Regions from separate parts of the Mus musculus genome. Here region 2 is linked to region 1. The links are chromatin loops, found by intact Hi-C in ENCODE. Cell type or tissue: heart. All regions are shown on one strand.

Region 1 (8,000 bases):
TGGTCACAAACTAGGCAAATTTACATACAAAACAAAAGAAGTCACTTAAAGATCAAAAATTGATATGTTGGACAGCATCAACATTCTCCCTGTGAACACACTATTACAAGCAAGAAGAGCCAAGCTATGAACTGGGATAATGCATTGGTAAATTATTAATTCTACAATGAATTTGCAACCAGATGTATGAACAACTATCACCAGTGAGTCAGAAAATTACACCCTAATTTATTTATTTTTCTCTGTTCTGAACAACCTAATCTTTTAAACTGAGCAAAGAGATACACAGATAGCCAATAAACAAATGAAAGATGTTCAAGGTCCTTAATTACCAGGAACGCATTAGAATGTAAAGAGAGCACACTGTATCTGTCAGAGTAGCTTAAAAGTAACAAAGAACTCGATGGCACTCAAGGCTGTGGAAGATGAGGAGCCACAAGAGCTCTCAGATGCTGCCAGACAAGATTCACAAGGGCACAGCAGCTTTAGACAAACCTTCAGCAGAGAATGTTGATCTTCAAGCGAGTCCAGGCAGCCAACGGGGAACTGGTGGGGGCTAGGGCACCCGACCTGTTCCTCTTCCTGTGTAACTATTTTGGTTTTGAATTCACTAAACATTATGCTGGCCGCTCAGTCCAACAGCAAATGTCATTGTTTTGCATTTTCAACCTGCTTTTCCTTCCTTAATGTTGACTAAGAAATAGGGAGTTGGAGATATCTGGGTACTGATGTCAGATACAACCAAGTATCTACAGCGCCTTGGATCCATGACCTGTTCTAGGAATGGCGTCTACTAGGAATGCAAATGTTATTGCTTATTGAGGTTCCTGTGTGAGCCTATGGAAACAGGAGGAAGAAGAAGGGAAGGGGAAGAAAATAAGAAAGAAGGCAGAAAGCTAAGCCCCATCTACATGCCCGTGATTCATCAGGCTTCTGAGGGCTGCACTAAGGGGGGTGGACTACGCTCTCCACAGGGCAGCTCTTCAAGCAGGTTAACCCCACTCAGAAGACCCTTCCAGAAAAAAAAAAATCCTCTACCAACACACTTGTCTTATTGGATCTGCATCTTCTACCGCATGTTATTTTGGCTCTGGGAAACAACCTTCCCTCACTCTGGATTAAGAAATAGATCAGAAACAGTCAACTGGAGAAGCCCTGACAGGTAATGCCAAGGACAGAAGAGCTCTGCTATGGGAAAAGAAAAACAAAAACACTGAAACATTAGACCCTCTTATTATGACCTTACTTTCCAAATAAATATTTCACTTTCTTTGCCTTTAAGGAAACCACAAATATAAGATTATGATAAAAGGGCAAGTAAAACTTGGTTTTGATTTGATAACAATAAAGACAGACGGGAGCCTTGACAAATTACAGTCAAGGCCATCTAAAGAAGTTGTTTTGTGATATAGGATGAGGGGGTCATATGTTTCATCCCTTATCATTCCACAAACCAAAGGAAACCAAGTTCTGAGTGTGAAATCTGAGTTTTAAATGTTGAACAAAACTCAAATATTGCTAAGACACTGGGCAGGCCAACTCTGTTCAAGCTAAATACAACAGGTTTGGAGGCCCGATGGGGACTGGCAGCCACCACTCTGTTCTCTGATGTAGACAGATGAAAAATAGCTCAAGCTACCTGTTTCACCTGTGTGTCCTAGTGAGACCTCCCAGTTCCTAGTAAGCTCAAGGACTGACTTACCTCCCTTGTGGGAAAGAAAAGTACAAATTATTCTGAAGTCCCAAGAAGATAATAGGAATAGAGTATTTGTTATAGGCTAGTTGTCCTTCTAATTTTTTCTCTCTCTCATACTAGCATAATTCGGCAGCATATGCATTAGAATTCCTCCAGGTGGGAAAAAACCCCAAGCCCCACCCCCCAGTTCCCCTATGATTTATGTAGTCAGAATCTATGCTGGTTGAGAGTCTAGGAGTTAGACTGACTCTATAATAGGCAGGAAAATAGGTAGGCAGATGGGCCATGGATAGATATTAAAGATGGTGAACTTCCAAGATGGCTGGCTTCTTTCTTTCCCTCATGACCCGAGACAAAAGTCTAGAAGCTGAAAACAAAGACTTGTGGGCTTTTTTCTTCTGCCAATAGGGCCTCCACTGATGTGGTGTTTCAGCAACTTCAAGGCCAAATTAGGACATGTCTTTCTCCAAACTCCCCAACCCTGAAATAGGGGAGGAAGACCCTTCAGAAACTTAAAACAAACAGTGACTTAGAATTCCGATTGCTGTGATTAAAATAGCAAGGTGGGGAAGAAAGGGTTTATTTGACTTAAACTTCCACATTGTAGCCCATCATTAAAGGAAATCAGGACAGGAACTCAAACAGGGTGGGAATCTGGAAGCAGAAGCTGATGCAGAGGTCATGGAGGGGTGCCACCTACTGGCTTGCTCCCCATGGTTTGCTCAGCCTGCTTTCTTATAGAACCCAGGACCACCAACCCAGGGATAGCACCCCCCCCAACACACACACACACACACACACACACACACACACACACACACACACACAAACGCACACAATGGGCTGGGCCCTCCCACATAGATCACTGATTAATAAAATGCCTTCCAGCTGGATCTGATGGCGGCTTTTTCTCAATTACGATTCCCTCCTCTCGGATAATGCTAGCTTGTGTCAAGCTGACATGAAGTCGGCCAGCACAAATAGTGTTCTAGATTCCTCCACTGCTACTTGTCACTCTGGAGACTTTTTTTTTCCTTTTTTATTCTTTAACTGATGGAGAGAAAAAAATTTAAGGTTCTAGACCATAACAATTGGGCCTCCTGTGAATCCATGTTTAAAGATTTTTTAAAATATTTTTCCTTGTCTTACGTGCATGCAAACATGTTTGCACTTGAGAACAACATTCAGGTGTTGATTCTAGCCTACCACCTGAGTGAAAAAGAAAATGAAATAAGAAAAGAGGAATGTGAAACCAAAAATAGGAACAAGAGTTGTACACCCTGCCTGTTACTGGGAGACTGAAACAGGAAGAACATACCTTGCAGGTTTAGGGTTCTGTTTGCAGTTAAGACAAGAGTAAGCTCCTGTTTGTGTTATACCTGTTTGACCTATTGCACTGGACATGTTTGATCACTAGTGGGCAGAAGGTATGTGGACAGGAAATATGTCAGGATGTACGCTTGCCCCGAATGGACATGATGGGAAGGAAACACAGTGGCCTGGTGGGGTTTAAACTGCTGCAAGGTGTGACTGGTGGCCATTTTCTGGGAACCCCAAAATGGACCCTGACATACATCTTCCTGGACAGTATTTAATTAAAGCTTGCTATAAATGTGGTAGTGGTCCTTTCCCCCTCTACCCCATGGGCATGACTCCTCCTAGAAGATTTTATTGCAGATACAGGGGGTGAAAGCAGGCAGAGGGAAGAGTCCAGGCTGAACATGGCTGACAGACCAAACCAGAACATGAAGGAGAGAGAGGGAGCAAGAACAAGAGCAAGGGAGGAACATATGGCCATTAGAGGCACCCAGGTCAAGAGACCAGAGTATCCAAAATGGCTAAGTTATATAGGGATGAGACAGGGGAAGGGAAGCAGAAGTGTGCCCCTCCTGCTCCCCTAGAGGTTTGGTGTAGCAGACTGGGTGAGAAGTGCCAGAAGGTCCTCAGGTACTGAACACGTGTCCTGGGCTTCTTTGAGACCTAACACCACTACGCAGTCTGATCTTTCTTGCCTGCTACAGGAGCAGCCCTAAGGTTCCAGCCACGTTCCTCCCCATCTCAACACAGATGTACTAAGATTGTGGCTCAAAAAGGGCTGCCAAACCAGTGCTTCCACTCACTGAGCCACCTCCCTGGCCAGGATCAGCATTTTAACAGGATCAAGACATTCTAGTCCACACAGACGTTTGACACTCACCGCATCGGACCTTCGAGCCTTTCAGACGAAGGGTTGTTTGCCCTGGGAATCCATTTTCCCTTATAGCTAAAACTGACAGGGAAGAAAGTCTTCGAGCGCCCTCTGGAGTTCATCATAGGAACTGGGCAGCTTTATAGTGAGGGCTTGGTTTCTTTTTTTGTTCAGAGACATTAGGTGTTAAAATACCACGTGTGCTTTTGAGCCCTTACTAACACCAAACATTGTGATTAGGAATTCACACCAATTATGTCATTCAGATTATCACGCAGGTACTACTATTCCGCAGTTCAGGTGTTTGATCACCTCCTTTCCACATGCTTTTCCTTGGCGTCCAAGACACCCACATCCTTTTTTGTTTGCCTCAGGTCCCTCTGGTCCTTCCTCTTCCGTCTTTGTCTTAGTACCCATCTCCCAGATCTGTTCATCTTCCCCCAGGGATCAGTCCTTGGTTTCTTTTCCTTGTGCGCTCAGCTTCTTAATGAATTCTTTTATCCATATGTCAACAAACCCCACATTTCTATCTTGTGACCAGCGCGCCTCTTGAGACACTCAGGCAGCTGCCTTCTGGACATGTCTGCTGGGACGCCTCAGAGACGCCACAACTGTGTCTCAAAACAAAGTTTTCCTTTCTCCCTTAAACCTCTTCCACTTGAGATTCCTCTTATCTCAGACGATGGAAATTCTCTCCCACTTCAGTCGAGTTGTCATGAATTCATCTCATTCACAGACCTGCTCCGTCCCATAGCCTTCTCCTGGCTGGGAGTCTTGCTACAGCCCCCTCCTTGGTCTTTTTTATCAAACTTTCTTTCCAAGAGACAATTCTCAGGAACCAGAATGGCTTTCATAGAACGCTTCTGAGCTCTACCTAATGTCCTACCAAGCCTCCGGTTTCACTCTGATAAATGGCCCTAAAGGCCCTGCCCAGGCAAGGGTCCCACTGCTTCTCCGACTCTGGCTCCTTTCGCATCCTTCTTCATCCACCCCACTCCAGCGACACGGGTGCTCTTCCTAATACATGCCGGGTAGGAGCACCCCTCCCATCCACTCATCTAACTCCCAGCTCCTGCAAGCACCTATTCCAGCATCACCTAGTCCACAGAGTCTACTCTGTCATTTCTGTTTAAACTTGCAACTTGCCCCTCCCTTCCAAACCCCTTACCACACTGTGCCCTGTCTGTAACATGTTAATGGCTTTCCAACATATTGTCTAATCTAATGGTTACGTTCCTGGGTACTAGTGTTCGTTCCACTAGAATTTTTAACCCCCAAATAGGCAGATGTTTCTGTCCCTTTTGTTTACTAACATGCTCAATATATAGATCACTGACTGAAAGATTTTTAAAATGTCTGGTGAATAAGACATGGCCACATCCTTGACCCTGAGTGCTTCAGTAATTTATTTAAAAAGTAAGTCAGAATAATAAGCATATCTGTTCTTATAGCATTGCAGTCCTATGAAGCCCGGTCTTTGTAGCTTCTGCAGAGAAGGAATGACATACATCGGGGCTGTCTGTCCTCACACACCTCTCCTGGAGCGAAGCTGAGGCCCCACCACTGTGCCTTCCATAGCAATTCAGCACATGGCTGTCTTCTTTACCTGATTTACCTAAGGCAACAATGCTGAGTTACTTAGAGAATTTTCCCTCCAAGCAAAAAGTCATGTGTGGCATTTTCATGGATGATTTCTATTTAAATATGAGTCCCAAGAAATTGTAATTCACACACACACACACACACACAGAGAGAGAGAGAGAGAGAGAGAGAGAGAGAGAGAGAGAGAGAGAGAGAGAGCTATGTAAAGTTGCATTCGGTGGGTTTTCTGTAAGGTTCTTCTGAGCAGGACTGTCTCATCTTCAGATATATCTTCATAAGAGAGGCAACAAACAGCCACCCTGCAGTGTCCTGAGTTGCCAGCGGCTGTATTTGTCATAGGGAAGCAGGCCTGCTGTACAAAGGGCGGTCCCCGGACCTTGTGTTTCTTAAGTTTTCTTGGCCGAATTGACCTGAGTTGCTAGTGCAGATTTTGTCTCTTAACCCGAAGGTGCGTTGATTCCTGGAGCCTTGGGATTCCGAGAGAAGCCGATTGCTGCGTCCTTGCTTACTAATCACTGATCCCACATTCTGTCCTGACCGATGCCAACCTGACCCAGGTCCTCGGGTGCTGTGACCATGGCTGCCGCCATCTGGCTTTGCAAATAAAAACAAACCCAAGGGATTGCTCAGAACTTAATGAATGAAGCATTTCTTTTCCGTAATTTGTTTTTACTTCTAAAAAATGAGACTCCCAAGAAGCACTGCCAGAGAAATGAAAGGATAGGACAGGAAAAGCCCTGCCCTCTGAAAAATCTATCAAGTGCGCCCACACAAGTTCCCAGCAGTCCGACCACACACAGTTCCTCAGATTTATAGCTTAATCTTGCAAAAAATGGGACCGGTTGCTTTGAGAAAAACAGTTAACTGGACAGATTGCCTGAGGGTGAAAGGGTGACTTCTGCCTGGGTCCGTGATTAACTTGCGCAGAGCGTGAGTATCGATCTTAAAAATAAAAACAGCGCAGCGGCATAAGATGCCCATCGCAGTCGCCATTGTACCCAAGGCGGAATTAGTTTTCAATGGGAGGGAGTCACTTCAGAATTTGCTATATGCCATGCTGCTAGCTAGCGCTTCCTCTGCAGGGTACTTTGTAATTGTTAACACAAGGTGAACCTGAACTGAGGAAACGCTTGCTTCCCATGACCCCCAGGACGCCACACTTGCCAGGCTGCATTTTCACCTTCCTGGCCACCACTTCTCAGTCTCACCACAGGCTCCTGACCCACAGCTAGGGGACCGCTACCTGGAGTATCATTTGATCTCCACTCTTGCCAGTAGTCATTTCGGCCTGTCTTCATGGCACTGAGTGTCCACTAACGAGCCATGCTTTTTTTTTTTTTTAGACCTGAACTTACCCTTGTGATTCAGGCTGCTCTAAAACAGACTCACTTCTATTTCTGTATCTTTAAAGGAATCACAATTCAAAAATGTTCTGCACCAAATCTCTGAATTCTCCCCCTTTCTCTGAAAATCTTTCTCACCTCGCTATCGACTCCTATGATCTTGTTGCTTTGTCTAAAATCCTGCACTCACTTCTGCCTCTCACAATGCCTCATGGAGTGTTATTCAGAAAATCCCTGCGATAGTCATTCGAATCCTGTCCAGAATCCAATCACTTCTCAAATTTCTAGTCTAGTCAAAACTGTTGTCTGTAAATAGTCCTCCATCTGTCCTAATCAACTCCCCAAGTATCCATGCACACTTACATACATACACATATACCTACACACAAACATATAGACAGACAGACATACACATTTGGGTGGATGGATGGATGGGTGGATGGGGCAAAGTTCCCCAGGCAAACCACTCAACCAACCACTTTATTTCTTTTCTCTGGTTTATACTTTCTTAGACAAAAGGTTCTTTAGAAAATTACCTCAGAGATAAAATGTTACATAGAATGGGAGTTACAGAGGGATGTTGATATTAAGTGCAAAGCAGTGTTTCATTACAATATACTCATTAAAAGTTCAAAGCCATGGTTTTTTCATGGCCTTGCCTTATCATAGGGCACACCTATAACTTTATTATTAGACCTAAATGGTTTTTCTTGAACACAAATTTGTCCCAAGTATATTTCTCTTTTTAGCATGATTCTGAAAGCTCATTATGTTTCTTATTATGCAGCCTTTACCTACTATTCTGAGGAGTGGGCACATTCTATTCTTGATTCTAACTTTATTACATCTTTCCAGCAACTAAGACCATCTCTAAAAACCTTCCTATAATTGTTTGAATCAAATCAGGAATTCTATAGATTTATTATCTATTTGTCTATATAGCATCACTAAAAGATAGTACATCTTTGTTGTTCTGCAGAGATCTGCTCAAAAGGGTGGGCTAATATCTAGTGATAGTTATATATTTAATAATAACAGGAAAAGCAAACTAATAGCAGTAATCTTTCATAGAATGAATTTCGCATGGGCCTTGCCTATTAGAGCAAATTCATTGTGAATTTTAATCCAAGGGAGACTTACCTCAGGATGATCACCTACTAGTTATTACCTT
Region 2 (8,000 bases), 470 kb before region 1:
GAGCAATGTTAACAAATTTCAGAGTTTCAGAGTCTCTGAACACTACATAACACCATGAGCTCATTTCCTACAGAAAATGTCAGGCCGAAATAGGACCAACAGGACTATCAAAATGCATCACATGCCTCCCAAATAGCTCTTCCTCTACTGAGTAAAGACCTCCAATACTCCGGTACTCGACCAAATTGCTTAGCAAACCCTTTTGTTCAAAGGCATTCACTGACCCCGCTAGGAAGGCGTACATTCTGACACAGCCAACCCTCTCAAGTACAGTACCTTATTCTGCTCACACATGTATTGTATCCTCAGGGTATCCATTGCTCTGATCATGGCTTGCATGGCCGTGAATATGTTTTGGTAAACCAGCTTCGTGAAGCCCTTTCTATCTTCATCACTGTAGCCAGACCCATGGATTATCCTCATCTGCTTGATAAAGGTGCTTTTCCCACTCTCACCGGTTCCTAAGAGAAAAACAATGAGTGAAGAACAGTTAGCAGACTCCAAAAAGAAGCCCTGGTAGCATTGGTCCACATCTCAGATAACATTGGTTGGTGGGATGGGCTTGCTAAGAGTCTACCAGAAGCTTATGAGGTAGTGCCCGTCCATCTTCCTTTCCTCAAGTCCTGAAACAGGTCAGACACCTGCCTGACCACTCTGAACATGAAGAATTTGCTGCCGTTCTTATTGACAGTGATGGAGCCTCTTCAATGTTCAGGAATGGTTTGAGCAGCAAAACTCTTGGAGAAGTGAAGGATCAACCTGTGTATTTGATCCTTGCACAATGAAGCATCATTTGCAGTTATGCCAACTATCTATGTGATAGTTGTTCATTCCAATCAACATTTCAGGAGGTCTCCAAAACTCCTAACACTATCCTGTGGCACCAAGAAGCATATATCATTGAACTATTCCACTGGTCTCTAATGTACAGAGAAGTACAGACACGATATATAGAAAATAGGATCCCAATATCCCATATTTCTCTCAGATTGGGAATCGCTAAAAAGGTAGTAAACACATTTATATAATGAAGCTCAATATATCTAAAATTGTCTATGATAAATGGAATCAATTATATGAGGTATCCATGGCTCATCTCCAAATCTAAGTATTGCTTTATAATTTTTATTAATAGTTTGGTTATTAATAAGGTTTCCAGCAAAGATGAAGGAAAAACTATCTCAGAACTAGAATTACTCATTCTATACCCTTTAAATAACTGTACTTTACAAAGTGAAAATTACATTTCATAATTTGTTACAAATAGAGAAAAGTTGTCTAATAGTGTTTCTGTCAAAAGAAAATTTTATGTGAAAAAAATCTCACTAATACAACATAGAAATTCTGCTGTAACAAATGGTAAAGATTATTTTTTATGGGATGATTGATTTATTGTGACTCTCTATAGTCGTTCATTTCCAGCGTCTCAACAGGACACACAGACTGTACAAATGTCATCAAATTCTATCATCTCTAGCACTTTATTGACTTAGTCACATAAATACCGTGCTGTACTTTTTTTAAAAAATATTTTACCTATAGATAGATATGTGTTTTCCAAAGTAGGAGGCTAGAATACATACATAATGGCTACTGAGTTTATTACAATTAGTGACTTTTAAACTTAGATGGGCTTTCCTCTATATCCTCCCCAGGACTTTAAAAACTCAGAGAGTAAGGCCTAGAACAAAGCCCTGGAGAGGCAAAGCTTTAGGAATTTTTTAAGATTCTTCTGGTAAAAACAAGTATTTCTTAAGACTGATTTTGTCAAAACACACACCTGCTCTCCTGTTTGTTTCTTTGTTAAACCCTCAATGTGTTCCCTTCCCCTCAAGAAGTCAGACAAAGGTAGACAAGAGGGCCTGGTGGTGTGGGCCTTCTGTCCTTAGCAGCCTTTCCTTGAAGACTCTTCCTTCTCCACTCTATAACCCAGCCACACTGGCCTGCCCTCAGATCAAGCCTTCTTGGCCCCTTCACCTTGGCTCATTCCTCTTCCTGCTTTTACTGCTTGCCTTTATTCTTGGCCATGCCTGGCCTTCCTAATCAAGTCAAATTCAATACTCAGCGACCGGCCTTACCCACAGTTATGAGGATCTTCTCATCTCGAGTAAATTAATCAAGATACTCCCTCCTCACAGCTATCATCACAGGCTAGCCTTAATCTAGACCAGGGTTTCTCAATCTTGCTAATGCTGTGGCCCTTTAATATACATCCTCATGTTGTGGTGACTCACCCCAACTATAACAGTCTTTTCATTGCTACTTCATAACTGTAATTTTGGTACTGTTACGAATAGTAATATAAATAATTGATATGCAGGATATCTGATATGACTCCTGGGAAAGGGGCTGTGACCCACGGTTTGAGAACCAATGATATAGACATTCTCACAGGTATGCCTGGGAACCTGTCTCCTCAGTGTCAACTTGATAATTAATACTAGCCATTACACGAATGCTGGCCATCTTTGTGCCTGGTATGATACCTGACCTTTGGTATCATAAATAAATATTGAGCAGTGCTTGATGTTAGGTCTCAGTTGCTCTCTGCCTCATTATCTGAGTCAGGGTCTCTCCCAAAAATCTGCAACTCCTGGAATCAGCTAGGTTAGCTGGTTAACCAGGAAGTTCTAGCTAGAGCTCCACCCACCTCCACCTTCCCAGCTGTCGTGTCGTGACTATGTACCACCAAGCTAGCCTTTTACATGACTGCTAAAGAAATAAATTCAGATCTTTATATGTAGGCAGCAAGCACTGAATCGTCCCCCGAGATCCCTTCTGAATTATCTTTTAACTAACATGGAAATAACTCAGCGTTGTGCAACCGACTGTCAGAACTCTTTCAATCTTACAAAATGGAACCCCAACCTCAGCCTTGGTGAACACCCTCAATTTCTGCTCTGTCTACCTTGACTCCTCTTGACACCTCACCGACATGAAGTCATACAACCTTTGTTCTTTTGTGCCTGACTTACTTCAGCGAGCATCCTCAAGTTCGTGTCCACACTCAGCAGTCCTTCCCTGAATAGCAGATCTCTAAAGTTTTCAAATACAAGATATTTTTTTAAATCTACCAAGTTACAATTACCTAACTCAACACTTGGGAAAACAGAATATGCCGATTCTCTGTGCCCCAGCCTGTGTTCCATGTGTGTCAAGAGACTCTGATCACATAGGTAAGTAAAGGAAGGCCCTAGAAGGAGCCTCGTGCTGATATTCAACGGCCTCTCCAGCATGACAATTGGATGCTGATACCAACAAATATTAAAGGAGTCGCTATGCTGGGGAATCTACCCGAGTCGCCCCCTTTAGTCTTCAGAACCACTCTGAAATAAGTGCTGTTCTCTGCAGTACAGAGATGAGAACCGGGGGATTCAGATTGCCTATGTAAAGTCTGCACTACACATAGGTACCAAGAGAAAGGCCTGAAATTGATTCACCTGGACTCCACTAACAAGCTCCACTATCACGGAAGATCTGGCTCAGAAACCAAAGGACTTGGTGGTACTGGACTCGGAAGAGTCAGTCCAGCCATACACTGGATAAAGCCCAGACAAGCCACCGTCTTTCAGATACATCCTGCTCAGGTCCTGCTGGGCTCAGCACACTCTTGTGATGTTCCCCATGAAGAAGTCAGCACATGGGGAGTTAACTTTACTGTGTTTCTTCCTGTGACTCAGCTCTCATATTAACTAGGTTTTCCTAGATCTACTCAAAGAACTGCATGAAAACTGAGCAGAGGACCAACTCCCTCTCCTAAATGTTACTATCAATGCTTGACCCAAAGTCCTAAGGCAGATTAGCTCTCTGTTCCCGTGGAATTCTGGGGTCCCTCTCCCCCAGTTCCAATACTCTGTTGCTTTAGTCTCTTCCGCCAGCAGCACTGAGCCTCTGGTCCCATGCCAGTTCATCCCAAACAAATATTAGTCCTGTGTTTTACAGATGAAGAAGTCAAGGTGAACATGGAGATTATGTAACTTCTTCAAGCAAACTGTCACTGTGACCTTGAAGCCAGACTCACTCAAGACAGCTTGAAATTCAGCAGCAAGATAAGAACGCTTCCAGTAGCAGGGCTCATTCCCTTACACCAGGACAAAGGCAGTCACAAACGTTTCAAAAGCCTCTGTATTTTGGGGCATTAAAACCAACCAACCAACCAACCAACCAGAAAACCTACTTTAGAACACTTTTTAAGATTAAATAACAAAAGTACTTAAGAAAACCATTATTTAAAAGTACTCTTTAAATCTTTTGGTTCAAACACCCAAACACACACACACACAGGAGGCAAAGAAGAAAATAGAATGACTGACACCAATCACTGAAGACCAAGATCAAGAACAGGAAGAAGCCATGTAGAGGAGGTCCTCTGTTCTCATTAAAGCTGCTCTACAACCCAGCTGATACCATCTTTTTTTTTTTTTTTTTTTTTTTTTAAGAAGAGAAACTGAGAATCATAAAGACTGCACAGGTTGTTCAAGTTTATGCAGCTTGATAGTGTTGGCCTGCATCTGAATCAGGTCTGCATTGGCACATGATCTTCCCATGACAATGTGGTACTTTCCTAAATAAAAGGTCTCCCCTACTACACAAACTGAAATTACAAAAGGAAAGCCTTATTCCTTCATCCTGCAGAACTGTGTTAGACCAGGGATGGCTCCAGCAGCAGGGGGCAGCAGGCAAGAGGGAGTGAAGGTAGGTCATGACATCATGCCTTCTACAGTGGCAGTTGTGGCAGGGCCACAGGGATTGGTGAGCTCAAATCAAGGATCTGAGCTTATCCATTTACCAGTTCCAAAAAGAAACTCCACATTCAGATTTCATGTACACATTTATTCATTTATTCAGAGGAAAAAGTGAACAACCAACAGCATACCTCTGGGGATGAAAACTACTAGTGTTTTTTACTGGGTGGTTTTTAATTGAGGAGTGGCTGGCTTAGCTCTCCTTCCTCACCCCACTACTTTAGCCAATTATCTTCTAAAACATGGGTGTGGGCCCATGCTGCTGGGCTAATTGCATCAGTCCAAAATGAGCCTGGTGGGGTTTCTCCTGCAAATGGAGGAAAGAAGGAACCCTCCACTCACATCAGATTTTTATTCCAAACAGGGGCCAAGCCTTTGGTCTGGAAAGGGAATTTTGGTGTTAGATTACCAGGGATTGCTCCAGGAGAAATTCCACCCAGACTCGGCATGCAGCAACACAGGTTCAGTCTTCAGTAAAAATAAGGGAAATGGCACCTCTCTGTTTACTTTGCATTTCTCCATTTGCATATTTGAAGTCACTAAATGACATCCCAACCAACAAGGGGATGCCAATGTACACAATGGGAGTCATATATGTCAGACCATATCAAATGTCCATGTACATGATGGGCTCTAAGCTTATAATGAAACCAAACAATTCCCATCATGCCATATTGTCACTTACCATTTAACATTGAGGGATGTTCAAGTACACAAATACCACCGTGTTATAACTGCCTACAGTATTCAGGACAGTGATATATTGCATAGATTTGCAGTCTATACACACAGCCTATGCTTGCAGAGGCTGTATCATCTTGGTTTGTGTAAATATAATCTATTATGTTTGGACAATGGCGAAATGTGTTTTACAGAACATATGGCCATCATTAGGTTAAGCATGTCTGTACTTTTCAATTCTTATCTGTGTCCGTCAAGAGCCTGCTATGTGAGCTGCTTGCCTGTCCTCTCACTGCCACTGCCTTCCATAATAAAGGCAATGGACAACAGCTGGCAAGACACTCAGGCCAGTAACAGATTCACCAAAAGACCTCCTGTCTGCTTCCTGTCACCATAATTGCTGACATCTCAGCAGGAGAGCATCAAGACACCCCTCCTTCCACTCCACCCCACCCCACCCATCTCTTGCTGTGAAACTCCACTTAGGCAGTTTTGCCCCCTTTTCCATTAAGCAACTGTTCTTTCTTGACCAGTACCCTCAGCACTGGGTAAATGGACATGTGTCTCTTGAGTATAGATAACACATGTTCTATTCTCCTCTCCACAGGCTCCCTGCTGACTATGAGCGAGGGCTGTGGGCCTCTGGCCTTGCAGGGCTGAAAGCTTTCCTACAGTCGTCTTCTTGACTATACTGTCCAGAAGTGTCTCCTAAGCCTCAGTCATGTGTGCATTAATATTGTGATTTGGGCATCTCCATATGATACTTGTGTGACTATCTAATATTTTATTTTATATATTGTTCAGATGTTTGTTATAAGCTATGAAAACCTTGTATTTCCTGTGATGACTAAAGTAAATAAAAGTGACTTTACAATATCCCAGCAGAAATTCTTCCCAGCTTTTTGGGGAATTACCCACAAAAGATCGTCCTATGTAGATAAAACTATTCCTTCTACTACTCATCCAAGAGGCTCTCCTAATCCTGATCCCTTCCCTCTTCAGGGCCTCTGAAATTCCACCAGGAACCTTATGCAGATACAGAACAGCAAGGCTACAAACACAGAGCTGAAAACAGGCCCAAACCAACAACTACAACAACAATAACAACAACAACAACAAAACCCATACACACAAAAACATCTGTACACTAAGACCCTACACCTCTGAGACTGAGAACACAAATTAAGGTCAAGTATTAATTTAACTTCAAATAACACAAGAAAGCTCATTGTGAGGGTGAGGGGGTGGCAATAAGTTGCTTTTAGAAGCCAGGAAAAAATAGAAGGCAAAACAAAATAAACCTTTTGAATGATAGACAAGAGATAACTGAACAGAAACCAATTGTTCTAGAATGTACCCAGAATCCAGAAAGACTGGCTCCCTGAGAACTAAGGCAGGGAACTAATCAAGTTCCTGAGACAGGCAGTGACCTAGCACATTTCCTGACCTGCAAGCCCGCCTCCCAGAAGCCAGTGTTCTCAGCCTAGGGTTACAGCAGACACTCTGGAGACAGTACAGCTTAACTCACAAAAATGAAGACAGATGGGGATGTCACCTAACTTACATTAGCAACAGGCTGAAGGGCTATGAATGCGACCGATTGATTGCCAAGTGGGCTTTCTCTAAACAGGGATCTTGTTTCTCTTGATAGAGGACACACCAGTGTTCAGGGATGGATAGTTATGGCTTATCGACCTCCATGTTGATTCCGTTTGGGAAAGCAGTTAGGAGGGGGTTGCCTGGAGTGGGAAGACCTGCTGGAGATGCAAAGCCAGCTCTTTCATGCCAGGTTCCTGCTGCTCGGCTTTCTGATGAAGACCTGGTGCCAAACATACTGTGGGGCTCAGGTTCTCTGTCAAGCCTTTTGTGGAGTCGTGATAAATAAACTCAGAAACCGTCTTTTGTAACCTTTACGTTGAAGCAGTTCTCACCTGCAGAGGCCTGCCCAGAGGAAATTGTTGTAACTTTGTTTGGTACTCTCCAGCTTGGGCTGACCTTGGGTCACGGAAGTTTCTGCAGCTGCCTGGGCTGCTGTCCTGTGACTTGTCCTCCTGCAGATATGGGTTTATGAGAAAAGCGGGCCAGCTCTGGGTAAAGCCAAAGAACTAGTCAAGAAGCGAGAAGCACCCAATGAAATGCAGATTCTCTGTTCCCTAGTCCCCAGCTGAGTCTCATCTGCCTCAGTGAGAGCCTGGGAATATGCAGCTGTGGCCAGTAGTATGGAGGCTTCTGTGACCTGGAGGGAGACACTGCTGCAGGGTCCCTCTGAAGGACATTTCTGATAGAATCCACCTGGGACAGAAATGTTCCAGCTGCTACATCGTCTTCAGTTGAATCGTCTTCAGTTGAATTTTTCTACCAAGTTCCGATTTCATTTCTTCATGAATCCTCAGGCCCCCAAGGCTCTACTCTTCCATTTCCAAGGAGAAAATATTTTTAGAGAAGCAGTAAGATTCACTTATTCAAGTCTGCCCAAGCCTCATTTCACCGTCAAAGCCGTGGCACCTTCCCTAGCTTCTATTCTCTTATGTTGAGGAATTCCTGTGTTTAGCCATTAAAGGACAAGAAAGATTG

Evidence for each region. A loop is a pair of places that touch in the nucleus more often than their neighbours do. Peaks named below come from ENCODE experiments on the same cell type or tissue, not always from the same donor. Only the 100,000 strongest peaks of a DNase experiment are listed, where the experiment ranks them.
Region 2: a loop joins it to region 1, with 15 times the contacts of the local background. A loop is called at or near these places in 4 of 42 quality-filtered maps.

The regions. Positions count from the first base shown.
Region 1 is chr19:16,060,079-16,068,078 of GRCm38, reverse strand. Gm32026 (a long non-coding RNA gene) reads right to left here and starts at 3,966. Exons shown (of 4, transcript XR_001782649.1): 1 at 3,894-3,966. In heart, no CTCF peak of the experiment used is centred here; a DNase peak (open chromatin) is centred at 3,978; H3K4me3 peaks cover 1,022 bases; H3K27ac peaks cover 622 bases; H3K27me3 peaks cover 449 bases.
Region 2 is chr19:16,526,174-16,534,173 of GRCm38, reverse strand. Gna14 (guanine nucleotide binding protein, alpha 14) reads right to left here. Exons shown (of 7, transcript NM_008137.4): 2 at 277-461. Among named protein-coding and RNA genes, the nearest start is that of Gm41811, 53 kb to the left of the region's middle. In heart, a CTCF peak has its summit at 4,673 (motif pointing right); DNase peaks (open chromatin) are centred at 6,943 and 7,493.